Linked DNA regions of Homo sapiens: region 1 is linked to region 2. The links are chromatin contacts, found by Hi-C or POLR2A ChIA-PET in ENCODE. All regions are on one chromosome and are shown on one strand. Each heading gives the region's core, a stretch centred on a gene start or an enhancer-like site at or near the end of the contact. The rest is flanking DNA. Distances are from core to core; before and after follow the strand shown. Region 1 holds the start of FUBP1 (far upstream element binding protein 1). Region 2 overlaps AK5 (adenylate kinase 5).

Evidence for each region. Hi-C counts contacts between places; a loop is a spot of excess contacts on that map. ChIA-PET counts read pairs that join two places held with the same protein, here RNA polymerase II (POLR2A). Pooled maps may share reads with other maps.
Region 1: a map of naive thymus-derived CD4-positive, alpha-beta T cell shows a loop between it and region 2 (2.6-fold over the local background). The contact joins the promoter of FUBP1 here to the enhancer-like site in region 2. A Hi-C loop is called at or near these places in 1 of 168 maps with a recorded cell type or tissue (naive thymus-derived CD4-positive, alpha-beta T cell) and 6 of 50 pooled maps. POLR2A ChIA-PET finds 5 or more read pairs at or near these places in 2 of 52 experiments (T-cell and activated naive CD4-positive, alpha-beta T cell).

The regions. Positions count from the first base shown.
Region 1 is chr1:77,976,066-77,980,422 of GRCh38, reverse strand. It overlaps FUBP1 (far upstream element binding protein 1), which reads left to right and starts at 1,351. Exons shown (of 20, transcript NM_003902.5): 1 at 1,351-1,538. The coding sequence starts at 1,419. It also overlaps a transcript of DNAJB4 not described here. RefSeq lists enhancers at 878-937, 948-1,097, 1,408-1,537, 1,548-1,607, 1,618-1,667 and 1 more.
Region 2 is chr1:77,429,935-77,433,869 of GRCh38, reverse strand. The region is part of intron 8 of AK5 (adenylate kinase 5); the gene reads right to left. It overlaps LOC124904202 (a long non-coding RNA gene), which reads left to right. Exons shown (of 2, transcript XR_007066178.1): 2 at 683-1,137. Among named protein-coding and RNA genes, the nearest start is that of AK5, 150 kb to the right of the region's middle. Within about 2 kb of position 2,334, at least 3 of the 41 ENCODE cell types and tissues checked have a DNase peak (open chromatin) inside an H3K27ac peak, as active enhancers do.

The sequences.
Region 1 (4,357 bases), core at 102-2,601, 550 kb before region 2:
GTCTGGCATTACTTGGTAACTGAAGTACATAACATAAAATACCAATTTACACACACACACACACACACACACACACACACACATATATATATATATATACCTAGTCCTGTGATGACAATTCAGAATATGATCTTACATTTGAGTACCCACAGGATGGGGTGGGAGAAACTACGCCTAAGAAGCTACAAAATCTATTTTGGTCAAGAAACAATGCTGTTCTTAACTTAAGAGACCTTAACAGGCCGGGCGCAGTGCCTCGCGCCTATAATCCTAGCATTCTGGGAGGCCGAGGCGGGTGGATCACGAGGTCACGAGATCGAGACCATCCTGGCTAACACGGTGAAACCCCGTCTCTACTACAAACGCAAAAAATTAGCCCAGACGTGGTGGCAGGCGCCTGTTGTCCCAGCTACTCGGGAGGCTGAGGCAGGAGAATCGCTTGAACCCAGGAGGCGGAGGATGCAGTGAGCCGAGACCGCGCCACTGCACTCCAGCCTGGGTAACAGAGCGAGACTCTCAAAACAAACAAACAAACAAAAAAAAACCCTTAATAAAAATGGCCATGGACACATACATATACTAGGTTATTAAATCTGGCTAACACTGAACTTTAAGAACAATCACGTTTTTGGATAAAGAAAAGGGCAGTCATACTTTTAGAGCCTCATCCACATTATTTTAAACAAAAAACTTAAAATATGGTCGAGAACTAACAGGCTTCCAGCCTGAATTCAACACCCACCCTCGTGATAAAACTAAAAAATCGGACAGTCTGTAAGTAAAATACAGGGACACTTTACTACCCTGAAAATCATGCTGGGTTCCCGCTACGCCGGGCAGACGTTTTCAGGAGCATCACCGCGCGGCGTCTCGGACGCACTTCTCCTGGCGCCCTCCGGGCGGCAGCGCTCTCGAGACACTGTTGCTTCGCCGTCACGCCCGTCGTTGTCACGCCCTTCCCCGCGGACACCGAGAATGACCCATAGCGGAAAATTCTACCGCACTACCTCCCTGAGGCAGCGACCGGTAAGAAACAACCTTTTCTTCAGGCTTCCCACCACCCAAACACAGTCGCAGTCAACTGGCCACTATCACCCACCACCCTGCAGGAACAATTACCCAGCCTCACCCCAAGAACGCGCGGAGAGGAGGTGCCAAAAGAAATTCTGTTCTCGCGAAGTCTTAAACTTAATCCTCGCGACGTCTCTGTTCCTGTCGTTCTTTCTCAGCCCTAACCCACACCAGCGCGTTGCCTCGGAAACATCGCGAGATTTTGTTCCTTCAGTCTCCGCCCCTTTACGGCACGATGGTCGCGCAAGAATGTAATAGAGCTTCGACGGCCGCCATTTTCTTTCTTTCTTAGCTGTTAGCTGAGAGGAAGTCTCTGAACAGGCGGCAGCGGCTCTTATAGTGCAACCATGGCAGACTATTCAACAGTGCCTCCCCCCTCTTCTGGCTCAGCTGGTGGCGGTGGTGGCGGCGGTGGTGGTGGAGGAGTTAACGACGCTTTCAAAGATGCACTGCAGAGAGCCCGGCAGGTAAGTGTGGACCGCGCGGCGGAATCCCGAAAGCTCACGGTAATTGGCCGCTGACTGAGTAGGCCGCTACCCTTAAGCGCATGAGGAAGAGGAAAGAGGTGTTCTTCCGGGCTGAAATGTGAAGAGACACGTTTCCCCATGTTGGTAATAACGATTAGAGACCAGAACCCAGTTTTGTGTTCTTGGTGCCTAATCCACTTAGAACCCCGACGCGTGCTACGCAAAGAAGGCCTGAAGTCTTTCTCCCGCTTCTGCGGCACTCGCGTGTCTCCAGTGAGCTAGTTTAGATAAAGATCCTCTTCCAGGGGATAAAGCGCAGTTAGTTTCACACAATTTAATGGAAGGTTCTGGTAATGAGTTTGGGAAAGAACTAGGGTCTGTCCTGGAGCCATAGCAAGGGAAGGGATTTATCATTAAAGTAGCCTTTACAGCTCATTTCCGTTCTCTCTCGCAATTAAAACCGCTTTCAGTACCATTCACCGTCACACCTCTACAAGGAAGGGACTTGAAAGCAGCCTTTTTCTGGGCGGGATTTACGTGTCAGTCTGTTCCACCAGTCCGCCCCCCTTATTTCTCAAAATGGCCTCAGGCCCATTATACCAGAGGTTTCAATTTGAATCTGCCTCTCAGTTCAGAGTCGTAAACTGACCAGACCTCTTTGTATTACGTAGTGCGTGCATTTGCCCTGAAGGCACCACTTTCCCAGACGAAAGCTGTTAAAATAGTGCGTGTATTCCAGGAAAATAAAAGATACCTTAATTTGAACTTTACATTCTTAGATAGTCCCCTAATATATTTAACATTTCAAAATGTATGGTGTTGGTATAGATTTGCATGTAAGCAAAAGAATCCTATTCTCTGTGACACTATGCATATTGTACTAGGTGCTGGGCATTTTTTACTAGTTTTAAGCTAATGATAATTAGAAACCAGTGTTGTGCTGTGTTTTCGTTGCATTAGGAGTTCACTTAGTTAACTTTTTACCGGGACAGTTGAAGGAACATTGAGTCAAAATTAGAATTCATAAAATCCGTTGTAACACATCTAATGTGAACGCATTATAAACATGTACCTGTACTTTTTTATAACCAGAAATACTAGGAGTAGTCAACAAAAGGTCATCATTAATATTAGTTCTGCGGTTTTTTCCACGTAATTTAAGAAATTCTGAACATGTTTAGCAACAAGCATATAACTATGACAAACACTCTTAGCGTGTTTTATTAGATTGATTTGTAAAACTTAAGGGAACTATTTTATTTACTGGAACCAACTATTTTATTTTACCAGAACCAGCACATTGGATTAATTGGTATCGCACACTGTAGGTAGATACTGGAGTTTTGTTTTGTTTTGTTTGAGACGGAGTCTCCCTCTGTCGCCCAGACTGGAGTGCAGTGGTGCGATCTCGTCCCACTGCAACCTCTGCCTCCCGGCTTCAAGCAATTCTCCTGCCTCAGCCTCCCGAGTAGCTGGGATTACAGGCGCCCGCCACCATGCCCGGCTAATTTTTTGTGTTTTTTTTGTTTGTTTGTTTGTTTTCAGTAGAGACAGGGTTTCACCATGCTGGCCAGGCTGGTCTCGAACTCCTGACCTCGTGATCCGCCCGTCTTGGCCTCCCAAAGCTGGGATTACAGGCGTGAGCCGCTGCGCCCGGCCTTGTTTTTTTTCGTTTGTTTGTTTTAATGCATGAATTGTTTCCTACTAAGAAGCTATGATATAGTTCCTTGACCAAATGCAGATGAACAGGATTATCTGATTAATACTTTAACGAGAGCAGACAAAATATGGATATTTAATTCATCCACTTGCTTTATAAGTGTTTATAGAGTTTGTTAGGAGGGGATGCCCAATTTCCTAAGTAAAGGTGATATATGAGCAAGACATTATAAAATGAAAGAGAGTTTGGCCAGTGAAGAAAAGAAGCAGCATGCGCAGAGGTGTGGGGACTTGAGGGAATGGCAAGGACCCAGAAGTGAAGTCGCTAGAAGATGGGGGTGGGAGGACGTGAAACGAGGCAAGGAAAGGTACAAGCGGATCCAGATACTGGAAGACCTTGTGTTGCAATGCTTTAATTAAAAATTGGATTTCAGGCCGGGTACGGTGGCTCACGCCTGTAGTCCCAGCACTTTGGGAGGCTGAGGCAGGCAGATCACTTGAAGTCGGAGTTTAAGACCAGCCTGGCCAACATGGTGAAACCCCATCTTTACAAAAAATACAAAAAGTAGCCGGGCTTGGTGGCCTGTGCCTGTAGTCCTAGCTACTTGGGAGGCTGAGGCACAAGAACCGCTTCAACCTGGGAAGTGGAGGTTGCAGTGAGTGGAGATCACGCTGCTGCACTCCAGCCTGGTCATAGAGCGAGACCCTGTCTCAAAAAAAAAAAAATTGGATTTTATTATTAGGCTAAGCCATAATTTCTTTATACTTCTTAAAATATAGAAATTGTTGGCAAATTGTGAAATTTATTGTTGTATAATGCTAATAGATCAGTTGTCCTGATGTCTTTGCTGTAATGATTTCTTTATAAAAATGATCTTAAATCTGAGCTCCCTAACTTTAGTTTTTGCCTGGAATTACCCATTACATTTGATGATATCTCTAAATGTCAGTTGTAGCTGTTACTCTGATGATATAAGTGGAATATACAGAAGCGTACTTAGACAAAAGTTAGGTTAATATCTGAACTACTTCCTCCTTGTGTATTTAAGAGAATATTGACTTAAGTTTCTAGAATCCTCAACTAATCCTAAGTTTATTTTCTTTGTCTAGAATACTATGCTGTTTTTGTTTTTGGAAGGAAGAGATATAGGCATAGTTTC
Region 2 (3,935 bases), core at 1,085-3,584:
AAGAAACTAATAAATTTATGAAACTAATAATCAAGCTCAAGCAGGAAAAGAATTAATTACATGAAATTAAATGAACTGATAAAAAATTTTATAGCCTATTTATTTGAAACATTGCTGGTTCTTTTCCTCAATGTTTTGTTTTCCAGATTGAAGAAAACTTTTTGTCTTAAGCCATCTATAGTTTACAGCTGCTTGGTAAAGTAAACATTTGTGAACAAAAATGAAAGCATTTACTTTTTCTTCCTACCTGATCCCTCCAAAATGGGAAAACTATTCATGACAATATGATTGTTTACTTAAGTTTGATAAGAATCTGTTCTCTTTATTATGGGATACAAGTGGAAACATTGGTTTTATCACAAAAGTTTTGACTAAATTGTCATATTTAAATTGTTTATAGGTACTACAGATAAAGTCTGAAGTCAGCTTTGGTTTGGCTTCCTACCCTCAAGAAGTTTTTAAGTTTGAGATTACCGTATGGTCAAATCACTATTCTTGCTGGCAAAATTTGATAAAACTAAACATATTTTACAAACAAATTAGTCTTACTGTGATTATCTTTGGTAAAAATAAGGATGACTATAGAGAGAATGTTATGTTTCTAAAGAAAAAAACTATAATACACCTATTATTAGGCTGTGCCCCTGTGCATTGTTTTCAAGTTCTTCTCTTCTACCTGTAGATCTGATCAGAACCTGAATTCTCCTAATTTTCTTCAATATTTGGCTGCAACTCTCCAACTAAGAGCAAAAACTGCTCTGTGCTTGCCGCCTTAGAAGATGAAGCTAGACAACTTGATATAAATTTCAAGAGACAAGTCTCATACCCGAAAAAAGAAGGACAAGTCTTGTGCCACACAGAAAGTTCACCAATCCACCTGATACCATAGCAGAGAATTCAAACTGCAAGCCAAGAGAAGTTGATGGCTTCATGCTATAGGCAGCGTTTCCCAAGACACTCCATCAAAATGAGACTCTTGCCCCTCTTAATTTTTCCTTTCTTATGCTTACCTTTTTCTTTGGCAAGATAATGATGTAATTCAGATTTCACAATCAGCAGCTTCTGCTCATAACTTAAAAGAACATGACCTCTTAGGTATCTATTGTTTAAATAAAAAAAAGTCTACGCTTCCACTAATACTACATGTTATACTTGGGTAAATTCCTCTGGGGAAGTTGAGGCCCATATCCACAGAATTTTTTAAATGGGTCACACAGTAACAACAGATGTCATCTAATTCTCAATGGTCATTTGCTTTATTCAATTGTTTGTCTTTAAGACTGGATTCATGGCTCAAAACCATTATACAAACTTGGATTTACCATATTACTATTAATTTTATTTTATATTTTTGTTTTTAAAACTTGTACCTGTTGCTTGTTAAATTTCTGCAGAAGTACAACTCCTAACAGAATAATGCTGGCCCAGTGCTTTGAGATTGTGGCCAAAATACTATGGAATAGACAAAACTGAACATAGCAATAAATTCCAGGTAGACTTAGCCTGAGAGCCATTTCCTCCAAGCCTCCCTTGTTGCTCAAATGTGGCTAGAACGCTTTTGACACAGATTCCTACTCACCAATCACGTCTTCTGATATGGGACCAGACCAACAATCTGGGACACATCCTGGCACCAAGGGACAATGAAAATCTAACTACAGGATGATTGAATGGTGATACTTTCAGAAAAAGATCTTGATCAAAAGGGGGGAAATGTGAAAGTTATCAGAATCAAAATAGAGTCACTTGTGTCAACAAGAAAAAAACAAAACCAAAAACAGCTGAAAAACAGTGCTTGGGAAGGCCATAAAGGGAGGATTCTCACGCACAAGTTCTTGATAACAAAACTACCACAAAAAATTCTGCAAAAACTACAACTTCACACAAAGGCCATCACAACCTTACACAGAAAACACTTCTTTGAGGACATCTGCCCAGCAATTGCCTTTCCAAACTTGGACTGACACCACCTTTGTTACTTATCCTTGTAGCCAAGGATAATTATCTCAAAACTATTATGTAATCCTCCTCATTTTTTTCTTACAAGACCTTTGTCTTCCTTTACCTCCCTGAATACACACATAGTTTACAATGGCACCCATATTCCTATTGCAATGCCCATTTCTGAATAAATATCATTTTCTGTTAGAGAATTTCCCTCTCTGTTATTTAGAATGACACAATTTGCTAGGATCAAATATTCTTTTAAACCAAGAGATAGCACTCTTGATTTAAAAGAGTGACATAGGGTTATATTTTTAAAGAAGTCAAATATGCTTCTAGTGCTTTTGGGCGTTGGCTCCTAATTGTTCTCTACCCACTTCCTTCCTAAACTGCTTAGAATCCTCAGCTCATTACCACTTATACTCTGCCAATGCTTTGCTCTCTGCCTTTCTGAACCACATATTTGCTAAAATTCCATCACTGTGTGAACCAAATTACTGACCTTCTCTGTGTCCTGCTAGAATTCCACAACACTCAGTATAGCGCCTATAAGAGTGTCTGGCACCTAAGGCCACCCAATAAACATTTGCTAAAGGAATGAAAAAAATGAAAATGATTGATTCGTCAAAATAAATTTCTAGTCACTAATGTCAAATGGGCTCTCAATTCACTAATATCAAATGAAATGCTTGGTAATCCTGTTGTGTTTCCTTAGCACATTGCCTGCTAGATTTCACAACAGTTCAGGCTTCTACTCTCTTGAAACCCTGAAATCTCAACAGATGGCTTTGCCTCTGGAAGTCATCTTACAGGAACTCTTTGACTTCCCACCATTAAATATACAAACCCATCCTCCTATCCTATCAATGTTCCTTCTGTCTTAACCCACACGAGACTCTTTTGGTCTCATGCCAGTCTCTCCACCAGGGCTGGAGAACCCAGTCCTACCACATTCAGATAGACTTTCCTCTCTCTTATACTTGTATATTCTCCTTTTCACAAACAAGTAGACCTTTCCTGTGAGTTAAAACATGCTTAAGTGTCTTCACTTTATAGCGCTTTGTAAAGTTCTCAATTTCCTCCGTGTTTCTATATTCAATGATTATTTTCCAGTCTCTCTCTTCCTTATCTTCTCAGCCACATTTGGCACTCCCTGCCTCCTGAAATACTGTTTTCTCTGGCTTTTGGAACACCACATTCTACTGATTTTCCTCATATCTCTCTAATGGCTTCTTCTACGTCTTTCTGCTCTTTCATCTTTCTCTACTAAGACTTTAAATTTCCTCGGTGTTCAGCTATAGAGCCTCTTCTCTCAATTTTGTTTTCTTTCTCTATCTCATCTCCACTCACAAATTCAAGTCCTATCTATATTAAAAAGGCTCACAAATTTGTATTTCCAGCTCAGATATTTCCTCTGAACACCAGACCTATATATTTAATTGCTCACTGAAATTTTCTACTTGGATATGTTAAGGCACTTTGAACTCAGCATGTCTAAAATTACACTCATGCCCTATCTTTACAGAACTCGTCTTTTCTCAGTGAATGCCACCACTGTCTACCCAGCTGTACCAGTTGAAAACCCAGAAGTCATCTTCAACAGCTCACCCCCTGTTGGCTCCCATATCCATTCCAACATGAAGTCCTGTTGACTTTCGTCACAAGTTCTTCTCAAATACACCTCTTTCTCTCTGTCCCCTTTTTTACTCCAGTGTCACCATCAACTCTTGTTTGGACCACTGCAGCCTCCCACTCTGGACTCCATAGATGCCTTGTTTTTTTGTTTTTTTTTTTTGAACTCCATAGATTGCTTTTCTCCAATGTGTTTTCCACATTGCAGCCAGAAAAATGTTTTAAAAAATAAACACAAATATAATTATGTCAACACACTCTCCTCCCTCCTCAGAAACCCCAACTCTTCAAGGTTCCCCATTGCTCTTAGGATAAAGTCAAAACCCCTAACCTGCTCTACAAAGCCCTACTTTCCAGGC